2 separate regions of the Homo sapiens genome follow, and region 1 is linked to region 2. Evidence: read pairs that join two places in POLR2A ChIA-PET (ENCODE). Cell type or tissue: HepG2. All regions are shown on one strand.

The links. ChIA-PET counts read pairs that join two places held together with the same protein. Peaks named below come from ENCODE experiments on the same cell type or tissue, not always from the same donor. Only the 100,000 strongest peaks of a DNase experiment are listed, where the experiment ranks them.
Region 1: POLR2A ChIA-PET joins it to region 2 with 13 read pairs; 1 of 35 experiments calls an interaction of 5 or more read pairs at or near these places.

What each region holds. Positions count from the first base shown.
Region 1 is chr13:94,116,454-94,124,453 of GRCh38, forward strand. All of the region lies in intron 4 of GPC6 (glypican 6), which reads left to right. Among named protein-coding and RNA genes, the nearest start is that of GPC6-AS1, 68 kb to the right of the region's middle. In HepG2, a CTCF peak has its summit at 3,185 (motif pointing left); a DNase peak (open chromatin) is centred at 3,278; H3K4me3 peaks cover 342 bases.
Region 2 is chr13:94,300,335-94,308,334 of GRCh38, forward strand. It overlaps GPC6 (glypican 6), which reads left to right. Exons shown (of 9, transcript NM_005708.5): 6 at 5,646-5,789. Among named protein-coding and RNA genes, the nearest start is that of GPC6-AS1, 120 kb to the left of the region's middle. In HepG2, no CTCF peak of the experiment used is centred here; DNase peaks (open chromatin) are centred at 3,427 and 4,887.

The DNA.
Region 1 (8,000 bases), 180 kb before region 2:
TGAGCCCCTGAACACATTGAGCTTAGAATTCACATGCATAAAAGGTGGGCAGGCTTTTATGGTTAATAAATATGACCATGTATGGCTGTCCAAAGCCCTTGGTTTCTTTCCTGTCATATTATCCTGCCTCCTTACAATAATTGATCATTTCCCAGAAGATAACTTTCCATTTTAAGCATTGAAACAAGTATGCCTTGAATAAGCAAGTGTTCACATTAGCGCTTACGTTTGTATTCTACGATGGAGAATGAACTCATGGTCTTTCCTATTTCCATCTTCCCTGATGATGATTCTGTGGCTACAGTTGCCTAGACACTGCCTTCAAGGATATTTGAGTGAAGATGACAGCAATTAAAAGGAGTAATGGTTTTCAAAAGCAGTTGTTCTAACAAGCTGCTGCCCAGGTTAGGTGAGCATGTTAACATCAACTTCTTTGTCAACCTTCAAGGCACTGTCATAATGAGTTGATCTCTTATTATTATTATTATTTTAATGAAAATGAGACATAACAGAGTTTGGGGTTCTTTTCCCCCCCAAATACAGTACTATGTTTCTGAAGCCCATGAGATTACTTGAGCATTGGAGTATTTCAATTACCCTTGCAGTGCACTAAGGAGCAGCGACGTTAATATCTTGTTAATTCCATAACAATCATTGTTCCTTACTTGGTATCCAACATAGCTGCACAAGCATTCTGCCTAATAATAAGACTGCTTTCTTCCCCTAAATGATTTATAATGCACAGGAAAATCACTCATTATGGACTCCACCTCACTGACTCTGCTTTTAGCACCAGACACATAGTGTGGCTTGGTCAGAGAAACCCAGGGCTTAATTATAATTCCAAAGGTGTTGTATCCTGAATAATAATTCTATGTCATTAACAAATGGAAATCCCAGGCAATTATTTGAGTAGGTGAATAACATCAAGGGTAGATGTTATAACCAACTTTTATTATTCCTGAAGAAGAAATGTCACTCGGAATTTGGCTTCTATCATTGGTCTTAATTACCATTTACAATATAGGGCTTAGAGAACAATTACCTAAATCACACATGCTCATAAAGAATCATGGGAAGAGGAAGAAGAGGTGGTCAAGGCAAATCAAGTCATCCTGTTTATTGGACTCCTTCATTTGTTGGCTCAGAACATATTTACCAAACACTTGCTCTATGCCAGGTTCAGTGTTAGGACCTGCAGACAAGAAGAGAACAAAGTAAGTGGTAGAGAAAGGAAAGAACACTTAAACTTCAGCAGGCACCATGGACCAACGGTCAATTCTCAGTTCTGCCTATAGGATGCCCCATTTTAGGCCAGCTTCCCATTTATTGCAATTACTCATTGGGGCAAATGAATAACACAAATACATCTGGTTTTTCATAGGTGAAGATGATTTCTGAATATAGATTTGGAGGTTATTGGCATATGAGTAGGAGCATGCTTGGAAAATTATTTTCCTGAGGACATGTAATTTGGAAACATTGAAAACTTTTTGAAATGAAGGTTGTAATGTTTGAGATATGTTTCTGCTTTAACATATCCAAAATGATTTCTAAAGTCCATGTAAAAGGAAGATTTTAATGTAAAATTGCCTATTATTAGATTATTAAAATTATTGAATATGGAAGAAATATGAAGAAGAATGGTGACTGATGTGGTTTGTCTGTGTCCCCACCCAAATCTCATCTTGAATTGTAGTTCTCATAATCCCCAAGTGTCATAGGAGGGACCCAGTGGGAGATAATGGAATCATAGGGGCAGTTTCCACATGCTGCTGTTCTCGTGATAGTGAGTGAGTTCTCACAAGATCTGATGATTTTATAAAGGGCTTTTCCCCCTTTGCTTGGCAGTTCTCTCTCCTGCTGCCATATGAAAATGGATATGTTTGCTTCCCCTTCTGCCATTATTTTAAGTTTCCTGAGGTCTCCCCAGCCGTACAGAACTATGAATCAATTAAACCTCATTCCTTTATAAATTACCCAGTCTCGGGAAGTTCTTTATAGCAGCATGAGAATGGACTAATACAGAGACGATCAGGAGAGTCTTAGATATTGACAGATCTTCACTTTTGCCAATCCCAAATCATTTCATGTGAACATATGGCGTTTCTCCTTCTCTTTTTCTATTTGCCCTGCATTATTCTTTTCTTGTTTCTCATGTCTTGTGTCCCTGTTCAGGAAAACTCATACTTTCTCTTTTAGTCAAGGTTTCTATTGCTTTTTGAAGTTTATTCTCCCTTCTTTAGCTATAGCCACCTTTCTTGAACTAGTTTAAGTTCCTGCCTTGATTTCCTTCAGTGATGAGAAAATTTCCTGTCTCTAAGGGAGTTCAACAGAGTCAGGCTCCCATATGTTGTTCTAGCAGAAAGAGAAACCTACTATATGCCAAAGAAACACTTCCTGTGCTTTACTTCTGCTTCAGAGAGTGTCTCTGGGCATAAGCAGGCTCCTCGACTAAACCTCCAGTAAGAAGTGTCCATCAGCATCACAGCCATAACTCAAATCTAGATATTCAAATTCCTGGCCTGTATATACATTATGTATGTGTGTGTGTGTGTGTGTGTGTGTGTGTACACTTGCATATATGTATGTGTATATATATATACATTTAAAATTACAATATATGTGTGTGCATATATGTATAAAATCAGAATTCTTGTTAATATCCTCATATATTCACTCATTTATTCAATAATATTACTGAGCACCTACTATATGCAAGCCACTATTCCAGGTCGTTGGTATCTAATGCACAAAACAAAGCCTGAGCTGTGTTGGAGCTTACATTCTGGAGAAAAAAAAGGGACAACAATGAAGTAAAAAGTAAAAGATGCAGTATGTCAGTTGGTGATAAGTGCTCTGAAGAAAAATAAAGCAGAGAAGGGAGCCTAGGAGAGCCAAAGGAGGGGTAGGGGATGTTTGCTCCTTTAAATGGCGTGGTCAGGGAAAGCTTCACTGACAAGGTGACCTTTGAGCAGACAACTGAAGGCGGTGAAGGAGCAATAGGGCAGGGGTTGTGGGGGAATAGCATTACAGGCAGGAGAAACAGCAGGTGCAAAGCCTGGAGACAGGACTGTATTTGGCTTTGTCCAGACCCAGGTAAGAATCGTTTCTCCAAATTACACAACTTGGCTGAGGGCAGTGGGCAGGAGAAGCACCATACACAGAAAACACTGTGACCAGTGCCCCCTGGAGTTGTGCAATGAGTCTGCCCTTGCAAGGACACCAGTGTGGCTTGAGTAGAGGGAAGCGAGCCAGATCTCAGAGTGCCTTGTAGACCTGTGTAAGGACTTTGTTTTACTCAGCAGTATGCTAGTAAATGTTTAACAATCAGCTCTTGGGGGAATGAAGGGGAAGAGATTTGACTTTGATTTGTAGCATTTGTCAATTGCTATAGTGGAAACAGTCACACCAGGGCTGAGACTAAGCAGGACGTTGCTGAATGTGGAGCTGGGAAGGGAAGTGCAGCGGTACCAACGCTCATATAGTATTTCTTACATATAGATAAAATAGATGTAAATAGCTGCAAGAGCATAGATGATATAGTAAAGCGTAATAGGAAGGGATGAGTTTTGAGAATGAGTTACCTATGTTTTAAATATAATGTATATAATTATATGTTTATGTAATTTAATTTTTAAGAATGGCTGCGTTTCTCAAGCTTGCAAAATTTGTCAGCTCTCTTGAGCTGGTATGAGCTGGCTTCAGCACACCACTGGATTTCCTCGGAGTGAGGGCTCATAAGCAGTAGACATACACCACCAGACTGTAGAAGGATCGCAGTGCTGTTCTGAAAACAGGTGATAGGTGGTCAAAGGCAGGAGCAGGGAGACCAGTGAGGAGGTTTTCCAAAACCTTTAGGATTCAGCAGAAAACATTTGGACAAACCCTGCACCTGCCCATGGTTTCCCTCCCAAGTAGCTTAAGAGCATGAGAGTATGATCCTGGCCTTAGTCACTTACCTTAATTCCTCTATTCTTAAAGGCCAGGTTTCTTCCGGTTAATGTTTCTGAAATCAGGATTAAGTTGGGATGCATCTAGAAACTGATCATGTACACTTAATACATATGGTTTCTTTTTTTTTTTTCCCCTGAAAAGCTGGTATGAAATCAATGTGGGTTTAGCAACTGATAGCATTTTACAACTGAGAAAACATTCTGTTTTGCTTTGTGAACCACAGAATTGATCGTAGTATTGTTTGTGCCCCCACAATTGAATACAACTGATAAAGGCTTTGGAATATAAATATAGACTTTATAAATAAAGCCTGAGGAAATTGAGAGTGTTTTAGTAGGAAAGACAAACACTAAGATGTGGGGAAAGGTGTAGGAGGAATCAATGAATCAGGTGTTCAGGAGAGCCAGTGAGTTCTTCTCTGATTAAATAAGATAGACAGCCATCTAGGGATGTGATTTAAGGAGTGCTACCTCCCTTTCCCAACAGCCGGCAAAGACAGATTATATTCCCACTAGTTCAGTTCTCTGGGCTTCAAGCATTGTCTCTGGGTGATCTCTGTTAAAATGTCTGAGAGTGACCCAGGAGGCAAGGCACATTCACAGAGGGACCATTAAAAAGATTAATGGGAGGGAAACACCCAAAGGAAATGAGGCTAGAAAATGTTAATGGAGAATCAACGCTGGGTACAGATCTAGTGCAGAGTCTTTCAGAGCCTAGTCATGACTAAACCTCTTTCAACAGGTCCCTTTGACTTCAGCAAGCTTACACCACCATGTGCTGTTGGGGTACCATACCTCTGCCACACCACTTTCTTCCATTGTAATGACTGCTTATCTTCATTCTTGTGTTCCCAGAGTGGGCCCTGTAGAAGCACAGGAATAAAGACGGTTGGCATTAGTTTTACACAAAACCCACAGATTAATTCTACCTTTATTGTTTTCTCTCTAGCCAAGGATAATTACTTTTGTATATTATCCTATCGCACTTTGCAGTTTTTATAATGTCACATCCAAATCTCAGTTTATTAAATAACTCGAAACACAAAAGTCATTCAATAAAAATGTTTTTCAAGCAGTAATTATCCCTTAGGAAGAAAAGTTTCATTTCTATAACTGGTAAAAATAATTTAACGTGAATATAATGGACATTGGATGATTATCATCTTTGAAATTAGGATACACGGCAATACTTAACGATATATTATCTGTTAAGCGTTATCAATTTAGATGAGGGCTGGAAGCCAACATGATTGTGAACCCAAATAAAACATAGACACAGAGATATTTGTAACTATCCAGTTATTAGGTTAGTCATCCAGCTGATTTTTTTAAAGATTATCATCAGTACTTCCTCTTAATCTTAAAATAGAGCTGTACATTGCACCTCTCCAGGGTCTGTGGATTTCTATTGAATCAGCATTGTTCATGTTCAAGATTCTTCACACTCAGTAATACAGGAGTCCTTGGGCTACTGTGCTCCTCCTACCCAACCACTCATTCCATGCTTCAGCACAACTGTTCTGATATGAGTCATATCTTTATCTACTAGGATTCAGCATAAGATTTCATTTGGAAAAAAGAGTCTTGGTGCTACCGTTAAACAATTTTAAAACTACTGGTCTAGTTTATGGGGCACCCTAAAAGATAGACTATGTCTGAATGGAATAGTGCTTGGAGGGGTAAGAAATAATGTGAAAGGTCCTTCTTGCAGGATTATTATATATAAATAAAAAAAAGTTTTCTATTTGTAAGAGGTATAAAAATGAAAGCCACAATTTTTTTTAAAATATAGAGAATACACCTGATTTTTTGGAAACTACTGTGTGCCATGTTTTGTGTTGGGCACTTTGCAGGCTTTTCTCATTTAATCCTCTATGAAGTCTCATTTGACTTCATTTTATGGAGCAGGAAAATTAGATACTCAGATTGTTCTGCCTGCATCTAAAGTCAGGTCCAGTCTGACTGCGTTTCAAACTCTTGGAACCTCTGACATTTACTCAATATTTTAAAGTGTGTATTATAAATAACTGTCTCCCTGAGGTGTGTTAGGTTTGGCTTTGCCCAAAGTTAGTAATTAGGTTGGATGACCAGTCCTGCAACTCCAGCCTGTTGGCCAACTTTCCTATTTGATCTGAGACTCGTTACAGGGCAGTTTTGGCATGGGTAAGAAAGGAGATGAGAAATAGATGAAACCACACTGCAGGATTAAACCTGAAATGTTATTTGGTGGAAAAAGTATTCCCAGGCTAAACTCTAGTTCTTTCATTCACTACTCTGCACACGTCATAAATCAGCCAGAAGAGAGCTATTTCCATATTTTAAATTGCTGCAAAAATCTCTCCAACTTCCTCATTTTGCAGATAAAGCTTCAACATTATATGAAGCAGTGTATGTTGAATTTTAATGCTTACTTCAGAAATCATACTTACTCACTTTGTGTGTTTTTGACGCTCTTCTTACATGCAACCATGACCTAATTTGTTTGCAGAACATGTTTACTTCTGTAGTGGTTTATTATTAAAATGTTTCTAAGCTTCTGTCTTAGCTATTTAGAAAGCTAAAGAAAGAATCCCTGTTGCCTTTGAATAATGTATTGGCCCTTGCTAATATCTTACTGAAATAGCTCAAACCCAGTTTAAAAAATCATTTCATAATATTTTAGCCATTCTCATATATGAGTTATATTATAAATGTCATAAATCTTTTCAAAATGTTAAAACTTAAAAAAACTGTGAGACATAGACAAAATACTATTAGTAAATATTTAAGTATCAATATTTGAAAACGTTACAGAAATATGCTTTAAAAATATCTACAATGACAAAAATATATGAGCTAGAAAATCCTTAAATTAAGTCTGAGCTATAAAATGTAGAGCCATATTAAATGTCACTTTGCATTCAATTTGAAGGAAAAAATTAAGAAACCAAAACACTTTGTTAAATACAAACACTTCCCCAAAAAATGTTTAACTCTTAATCATGTTAATATATATTTTAATCCTATTATGAAACAGGTATATCAAACATATATACTTAAGTTACTGGATATGTAAACTTAATTCATATACCTTGTTCTTTAATAGTCATCTCTTGTTGCATAAGGCATCTTATATCTCTCTCTATTCCTAGTCTTGGTTACTAAGATATGATGGTATAAATATCATCATGAGATAACATCTTATTTATCATTTTTCAGAAACCAAGAGTTAAAAACTTCCCAAAATGCCACAAATCTTTGAGCTCTTAAGCAACTGTGTGTGTGTTTGTATGCATGCACGCATATGTTTGTATTTGAAAAGGGAGTGGGGGAGGGGGTAAGATAGTTATAATGCATGTTGTGATTTATTGGATACTAATCTTGGGAACACAAGATTACATTTCAAAGGTCAGCTTTGCAGTCATGAAAAACAAAGATTCTGCATGTTTGATGCTAATGAGCCCTGTTTATCCAGTGTGTGAAGTAAGACAAATATTAGATTAAATCTAAATCACAGAATGTTCTTATTATAGATAGAAGCCTTTCTGGGAGCAGATGTGCTAATACTAAATAGAACACTGCTATAAAATGTTTTCCTGAATTACTGAAGTAAATAAGATACACTAATGAAAATGGGGAGGGGGAATCATTTATAAAATTAAAATCTTGTAAAAGCACAATTAGAAGAGTCTACTACCTTTAAAAATGTGACTTTATAGCCCCGTATATTCCTTTGAAAAATAAAGTCCTTCCTAAAACCATGATTTCCAAGTCCATGGGTTTATTTAGGTATTCTTTAAGCACTTCATTTTTACAACATGACTCTTGATTGACATCCCATTACTTACATGCCATTCAAATTGTTCTCAGTTTCCCATTTCCTACTTTTTCCTTTCAATTTTGTGAATTGTGTGCATCTTGGTCATTGGGCTCATTTATTCATTCAACAAATGTTTCCAAAAAGCCCATCATGCACTAAGTCTAAGCTCAGCTTGGCACCTGTGATGCAAAGATAATCAAGTCATGATTCCTGCCTTCAGTGAACTCATCATATGAAAACAAAGA
Region 2 (8,000 bases):
ATTTTAAGAGAAATACGTTAAGATGCCCTAATATTTTTAAAGGAAAAATACTTGTATTTAGAAACCTAAGACACAGCACTTAAACCTGTTATCACCACACCTCCTCTTCCTTCCCATCCCTCCAGAATTATAAAATGTTTCTCCTTTCAGCCCTTCCTATCCTAATGTCAGCTTCTTTAATCTCAGAATGCCAACAGACTTCTGAGACATTATCTTAGTAATCCTCTTAAGAGAGAGGATTCATGAGCCAGATATCTTCCTAAAATCCACAGGTTTTGCAAGTCAGCTAGGTGGAAGGAGAATTGCTTTGTACATCTGTAGCATCTGTCTGCATTGAAGCTTCCAAATACTTTCCCGAATTATCTAATTATCACTTTCAACATCCCTTGGAGAGAAGCAGGCAGCGGTCAGGAGGTGGTAATACCGATTCTGTTTCTTAAAGGGGTAGAGCGAATGATTTGTACCACAATAAGTTGGCTTATCCTGCAGCGATAACCTCTAAAAACTTCTGTTCTGTTGTAAAAAGAAGCCCTTTAGTGTCTTAAAATAGCATTCTTCTCTGGAATTAAAAGCAGAGGAGGGTGGAACAGCTTCACAAATACCTCTAAGTAAATGCAGTTCTATCTGAATCACGTCTCTCCTTGGCAGGTTACAACCACCTTCACAGTATATCTCAGGGTGGGTTCTTTGGAACACCAGTCTTATGAGAACCCCATGAGGAAACCATGGTCAAATAGTTTTGGGAAACACTACTGATGTCATCCTCCCTGTCAATGAGTCTGACCACATGTTATCATGATGGAGCCCTTGTGAAGTTACCTAATTTAACTTTAATAGGTGGAATCTATGATTTATATAACAGCCATTTGCCCTTAAAATAATATTTTGTGGAAAACATTTAAGAGACATCCATTAGCAGGGTGTGGTTGGCATGCACCTGTGGTCCCAGCTACTCGGGAGGCTGAGGCAAGAGGATAGCCTGAGCCCAGGAGATTGAGGCTGCAGGGTGTTGTGTTTGTGCCATTGCACTCCAGTCTGGGCAACGGAGTGAGACCCCGTCTCTAAAATAAAATTAAAAGATTTTTAAAAGGTTAAAAAAAGAAAGAAAAGAACAAGAAACATCAGACCAGACATTTTTTCTTCAAATTTTCTTATCTAGAAAGCAAAACTTCTGGAAAATACAGATTATGGCATGATAAAATTAACTATCAGGTATGTACTTTTCTAGACACATGGTTCTGTTTTTCTGCCTTACATATTGTACTTTATCATCATAGTGTATCTGTGTGGTAAATAATATTGTTATTCCCATTTGACAGACGAGCAAACTGAGGCTCAGAGAGGACCCTGTAAATGTTGGCATGGCAATAGGCTGTCCTCAGCCTCATCCATCTGCCCACCTATATATACTTGTCCTTGGTAAATGCAATCAGTTTCAGGGCTTTAAGTACCATCTTTAAGCTGATGATCCCAATCTCCATCTCCAGCCATAACCAACTGATCTACTGACTCTCATTGAACCTATGGCCCTATCCATCACATTATTATTTCTCAATTGTTTTTTTCCCTTATTCAAAATGTAAAATGTTGGGATACCCAAGCCACTGAGGAAAAGGCTAACTGGTCTCTTATACTAACCTAGCCATGGCCTTCATGAGCCACAAAACTGTGCCTAACTATACTGCTGCTAGAGCAAACTCAGAAAATTGAGACGGTCCAAATTTTCTGCCCAAAAATTTCCTTTGTCACCCACCTCGTGACTCTCATATTTTAAAAATACTTTTTTCAGGATAACAGATTGCTTGCTTCTTAGTCTGCTCAGGCTGCTATAACACAATGCCATGAACTGGGTGGCTTATGAAAAACAGAAATTTATTTGTCACATTTCTGGAGGCTGGGAAGTCTAAGATCAAGGCTTTAGCAGATTTGATGTCTGGTGAGGACCTGCATGGTGTTTTATAGATGATGGCACCTTCCCACTGTGTCCTCACATGAGACAAGGGTGCTGTCCGGATCATTTGTTGTTGTTTTTTTAATAAGGGCACTAATCCTATTCTTGAGGGTAGAGCCTAATCACCTCCCAAAGGACCTACCTCCTAATTCCATCACATCTGTGATTAGATTTCAACTTATGAATTCTTGGAGGACACAAATATTCAGACACATGTATTAAACATCAAATTATTAATTTTTACTTTGTAAGTCATCTAAGTTATATGATGGATATATGTTAAGGTATATTCTCAGTATAAGACTAATACAAAAGTTTTTTTATCATTTCTAAGCAAAAACAACGGCAAAGTACTCCTTTGTAAACCATTCTCATTAGGTTTTGTAAAATTCTGAAAAATAGCTCTTGATCCCTAGGCTGGGAACTTCTGTAATGGAGGGGTCCTTGCGCCCAGAGCTCCCAAGATGGCCACGGGTGGCTTCCAAGATGGCGACAAGCCTCTTGATCTCTGACCTGGGGTTCTTGGCCTCACAGATTCCAAGGAATGGAATCTTGGGCCATGGGGTGAGTGTTACAGCTCTATTAGAAGCCGTGGGTCACGGAAGAGAACCGTGGAATCCAGCGACTAGTGCTTAGCTGAATTAGGACAAACCGAGGCACTTAGCCGTGCAGGAACAATGGCAAGCCTTTAGCCCCATCTGGAGCGGCAAGGGGCACCTCGCTGGATCAGGAGCACAGTGGACACCCGCGGGATCCGGAGGGGTGGGAGTCAGCAGTGGGTCTGCAACGGCAGCAAACAGCAGTGGTGGATGGTGAGCGAAAGCTCAGCTCCAGCCGTAACAAACACAGACCAGAAGAGTGTGCAGTTGCAAGATTTAATAGAGTGAAAACAGAGCTGCCATACAATGGGAGGGGACCCAAAGAGGGTAGCCCTTGCTGGCTGGAATGCCTGGGTTTATATCCCGATCATTGTCCCTCCCCCTGTGCTCTTAGGCGATAGATGATTGGCTATTTCTTTACCTCCTGTTTTGCCTAATTAGCATTTTAAGCTCTCTTTACTACCTGATCGGGTGTGAGCTAAGTTGCAAGCCTCGTGTTTAAAGGTGGATCCGGTCACCTTCCCAGCTAGGCTTCAGGATTCTTAATCGGCCTAGGAAATCCAGCTAGTCCTGTCTCTCACTTCCACACTAAAGGGTTTCTTTTATGGCACTTCTGTTTTTCTAAGGGTATGATAGGATCTCTGTTTAGGGGCTTTCAAGATGTGAGGTTGTTGTGACAGATTGTTATGTAGGTCTCCACCTGATTATGTGGCCAGGTGTTGTTTCCAAAGTAATTAGAAGTCAGTGTTTTCCTCAGTTTTGGTCACAGACCCAGTGATTTCTGCATGGAAGCTATCTTCAACATCCAAACCTGACCTAAATAACAGAAAGCTACTAGGCTATATTGACTAACCTATGTTCTGTAATAATTAACTCCCTCCAAAAAAAAAAAAAAAAAAAATTCCAGCAAACGTGAGGTTTTTCCATTATGATGAAATATCTCCCTAGAACACTAATATTCTTTCAGGGCATTCGTGTTTCTTTGATTTAACTTAACCCAGTGAGCCACATTTTTCCCAAAGGGTGAATTAAAAAGTCCATTAACTCTTTCAGTACATGGCTTCATGAAATCTCAGCAAGGCCGTTAGTATTGTTTCGCCTTAGGCTTTACATTTTTTAAAAGTCAGCTGTCACTTTCAAAGCAATCCAGAATAGCACACTCAACAGATCCCTGGAGCTTTGGAAATGTTAATGCCCTCCATCAGCAGCGACCTTGCCAGAGGGAAGTGATTTAGGCACTACGGAGAAAAGGGCCCACTATCTTTATCACATCGGTTTACACCATCAGCTTCAGAAATTGTGTGAGAGAAGAATAATCAATAGTGTGTTAAGACCAATCTCGAGGAATGCCAAGACAAAGTACCGCCGCTCTGCAAAATGCTGAGTTGAAGGAGAACTTTTGAATACAACAAAAGAAAAATTAGCTGTAGTGGTAAAACAAAATGAATTGTGTCTCAAGACGGAATTTGTCATTGTGAATGGCACTCAGGAGCTCTCTGCGTACTTCAGTGGAATCACATCATATGCGTGATGAAAAATGGTTGTTTTAGAGTTAGACAACACAGAATGAAATAACAAAACTGGAACGAATGCGTTGCAAGTATACTACATGCAAGTTAAGGATCAGCCCATGTAAATAACCCCAAAAAGTTTACTGAAGGAAAAATATCTAGAAAAATCATCTGCTATGGAGAAATGGAAGAAATAGAATAAAGTTAAACTTCATCAAAGTTTCCTGAAAATGTTACTGCATTTCCTGTAGTTCTAGTAAAGGTATTATCTCTCGATAACCAGCACAGAGTGTAAAGCTTCTAAAAACAGCAAAGGAAGTGTCTCCACACCACCCTGAGTGAAATCACTGTGGAAAAGAACTGGCAGCTCAGTCTCTAAGATCATTACAATACAATGTTTGATTTCCCATAGCAATCTTAATTGTGACATGAACAGCTGTCAACAACAAAATTAGAGGAAGCTGTTATTATATGGATTTCATCCACATTTGCTTGTCCTATTTCTATACCACTGCTCAAGAGAGTGTTTTTAAAGAATTCTTCCAGTAGAGATTTTCATTACTCAAAGGGGAGTTACTGAAATTATTTGGCTTTATGTGCTATACAATGAAATAATTTGTCATGATAACAGGAATCCCAAACGGATGTTTATAGAATGCCAAATTCAAGTATGTAAAAGTGAGATACAATTCATTTAATCCTGAAATCATCCTGTGGAGTAACTATTGCAATCCCTATTTTTAGTACAGTTGATTCTCTTTATTGTAGTTATGTTCTATAAAGTCACTGCAAACATTGACTTAGCAAATACTGAACCGTTGCAGCAATGAGAAATACAAGGTTAGGCTCCTGCAAGCCACTGGGCACAACAGTTTCATCAACCAATCAATATGTAGCCTTGTGTTATGTGTGTTTCTGTGAAAAGACACCTTATTTAATATATATTGTTGATTCATTAACATTGAACTCATAGCACTATAACTCAGGCTTGAAGTTTGTCTAACATACATATTTTTGCTATAAGACACATTACACATCTTGTGGTTAGGAAAGCTTGACAGTACTTCAGCCCGATGCTTGGGGACCATTTTAAACATTGAAATCAACAAGAAAAAGCACAAAAATGTGAAAAACATTGTACTACATAGACCACAAAGAGAACACTTGTTTACAGTCTGAGAGCTGAAATAAGGAGAGTGTCTTCTCCAACCTCAGCTGGGAACATGACTCAGATTTTTTGGCACTGTGTCTCTATGTCCATGAGAGTGCTGTGAGTATTAATTCTGGGGTTACAAATAAATTTTAATGAGTAAGCAAATTTGCAAATATGTATCTACCAATAATAAGATTGACTGTGTATGCTGAAACTATGAGTCAGGGATTATAGTTGGTCACTGTGTATCTGTCTGGGTAATTCTTTCTGTTATATTAGTGGTTATACTTGTTTACATTTCAAAATTAGAGTTTATTGGAGGTAAAAGTTTCATAAGAAATGTGGACACCATTGCATTGCACATTTCTGCTTCATGAATTTAGGAGAAAACTCATTGTATAGCTGTTTTTACTTTTCAATGGTTCTTCCAGGTCTTTCAGGGATGTGGTCAGCCCAAACCTGCTCCAGCCCTCAGATCTGCCCGCTCAGCTCCTGAAAATTTTAATACACGTTTCAGGCCCTACAATCCTGAGGAAAGACCAACAACTGCTGCAGGCACAAGCTTGGACCGGCTGGTGAGTATTCACAGATTGATAACCATGGCGGATGCTTTGTTTTACCAAGGTCATTCTTTGAAACTCCCAGGAGATTCTGGAAAAGTTTGTTATAAGAGTCATCTCATGCTTATATCTGCCTCTGTTCTTAATTAGAATATTGAAAAGTAATGGGATCTTTCTTTTGGGTCATGTATTGGATTATTTAAGAAATCTATTAATCCATTAAGAAACTATTAATGCATGTATGCAGTGACCACATTTTCAACTTCTTATTTCTCATGAAATATTAATTTGAAAACTAAGTTGCCAGTTCTTCCAGAGATATAATTGCAATAGCACATTTCTTACTCATCTGCTTCAGTTCTTTTCTGAAAATGGTTATGTATTCAATTATGATATAATGCAAGTTTATTATGACTTCTTATTTGCAAAGTTTTCTGTTTGAAAGACCTTGCCCGGAAACCCCAAATCAATGTTACTATCATTTTTTTTTCTTTTTTATGTGTCTTTAAAAAGTTGGAATCCTTAGAATTAGTCACTCTTTGAGCTGTTTAGATGTGTGTCAGGGGACTTAGTGATATCCATCATCAAAGCAGTTTATAATACTCGGAAAATACAACCATAAACATAGTAAATACAATTTTTAAATGTGTTTTAAAGACCAAATTTTGCCATTTAAAAAAGCTCATAATTTCAAAGAAATACTGCCTGATTATTTTTAATTCAATTTCTTCCATTTGTAGTACTGTAAACACTTTATATACCTACAATTGTTAGTGCTATTAATGTTGCTTTGCCAATTATCTTGATGTAAAATTAACAGATAAAATCCTTAATGTCATAAAGCACTTGAACCACATCTGACTGTGTCATATAAACTTAGATCTCAAAGACTGCCAGTTATGAAAATACTTTTATTAGTCACTGTTATAAATTGCTTTATGATTTTAGTTAATATCCTTCTATAGTGTAGAACTCATAAGATTATATTGGTTGAATTTGGCCTCAAAGTAAGTACATCTCAGCATTTCTGTCTATAAAAATCAAATGTGCTTACAACCTAAAGGCCTATCCATGAAGTATCAAAATAAAGGGGTAACTAACTGTTACATTTTGTTATAAATTTATTGCCATTTATTAGCAAATAAAACCTTCTCTCTAGTGTAGATATTTGTAGTTGCTGCAACCTTCTACTTTACCTGGCTTATATCTATTCTTTTTTTTTTCCCTTGAGACGGGGCTTCACTCTGCCCCAGGCTGGAGTGCAGTGTCATGATCATGGCTCACTGCAAACTTGACCTGCTGGGCTCAAGTGATCCTCCTACCTTAGCTTACTGAGTAGCTGAGACCACAGGCATACACCACCATGCCCAGCTTTTTATTTTTTTGTAGAGGCGTGGTTTTGCCATGTTGTCCAGGCTGGTCTCGAACTCTTGAGCTCAAGCAATCCACCTGCCTCGACCTCCCAAAGTGCTGGGATTACAGGCATGAGCCAACGTGCTCAGCGGCTTACATCTATTCTCTATTGCAGTTTCAGGAAAAGTTTAAAAATAGTCACCATTTTTCTTTTAAACAACCAATTAGATTCCACCAAATAACTAGTCAGCTGTTTTAAAGAAATGATGGTTTTCATTAGATTATATTGTTTAAATTTTACTTTACAAATTGCATTGTATATCAAGATCTTTCTAACCAGAGGACAAATGGTGAGTATGGGTTTGGTCCCTTTTTTCCCATTTTTGCTGGCTCTAACTTAGTTATTGGAACAATTCAGTCTTTTCTGAATTTTTGTAAAATCTAATTTAAGAACAGGAGTACAGTGTGAGATGAATAAGTTCTAAAGATCTGAGGTACTACATTGTGCCTGCAGCTAACAATAGTGTATTGTTCACTTAAAAAAAAACTGTTAAGAGGGTAGATGTCATGTTAAGTATCCTTACCACAATAAAATAAGAAGTTTTAAAAGAACTGGGTACATTTTGCACTTAGTTAAAATTGCACTGAATTTGAATAATATAATGATATGTATGGCAACTAATTAATTTTTTCCCTCTGAAACAGAGAAGCCGTTTTCCTTCATCCCCGGGAGAAATAAACACACACCCTTAAACAGGGGAAGTAGAGCAAGAAAAATATGTTTCTAAAGACAATGTTTTTGCAGCTTAGCATAAACTAAGTAAAGCATCAACACTTCGAGAATTTTCTCTGGTGTTTAAAATCTGATGGACA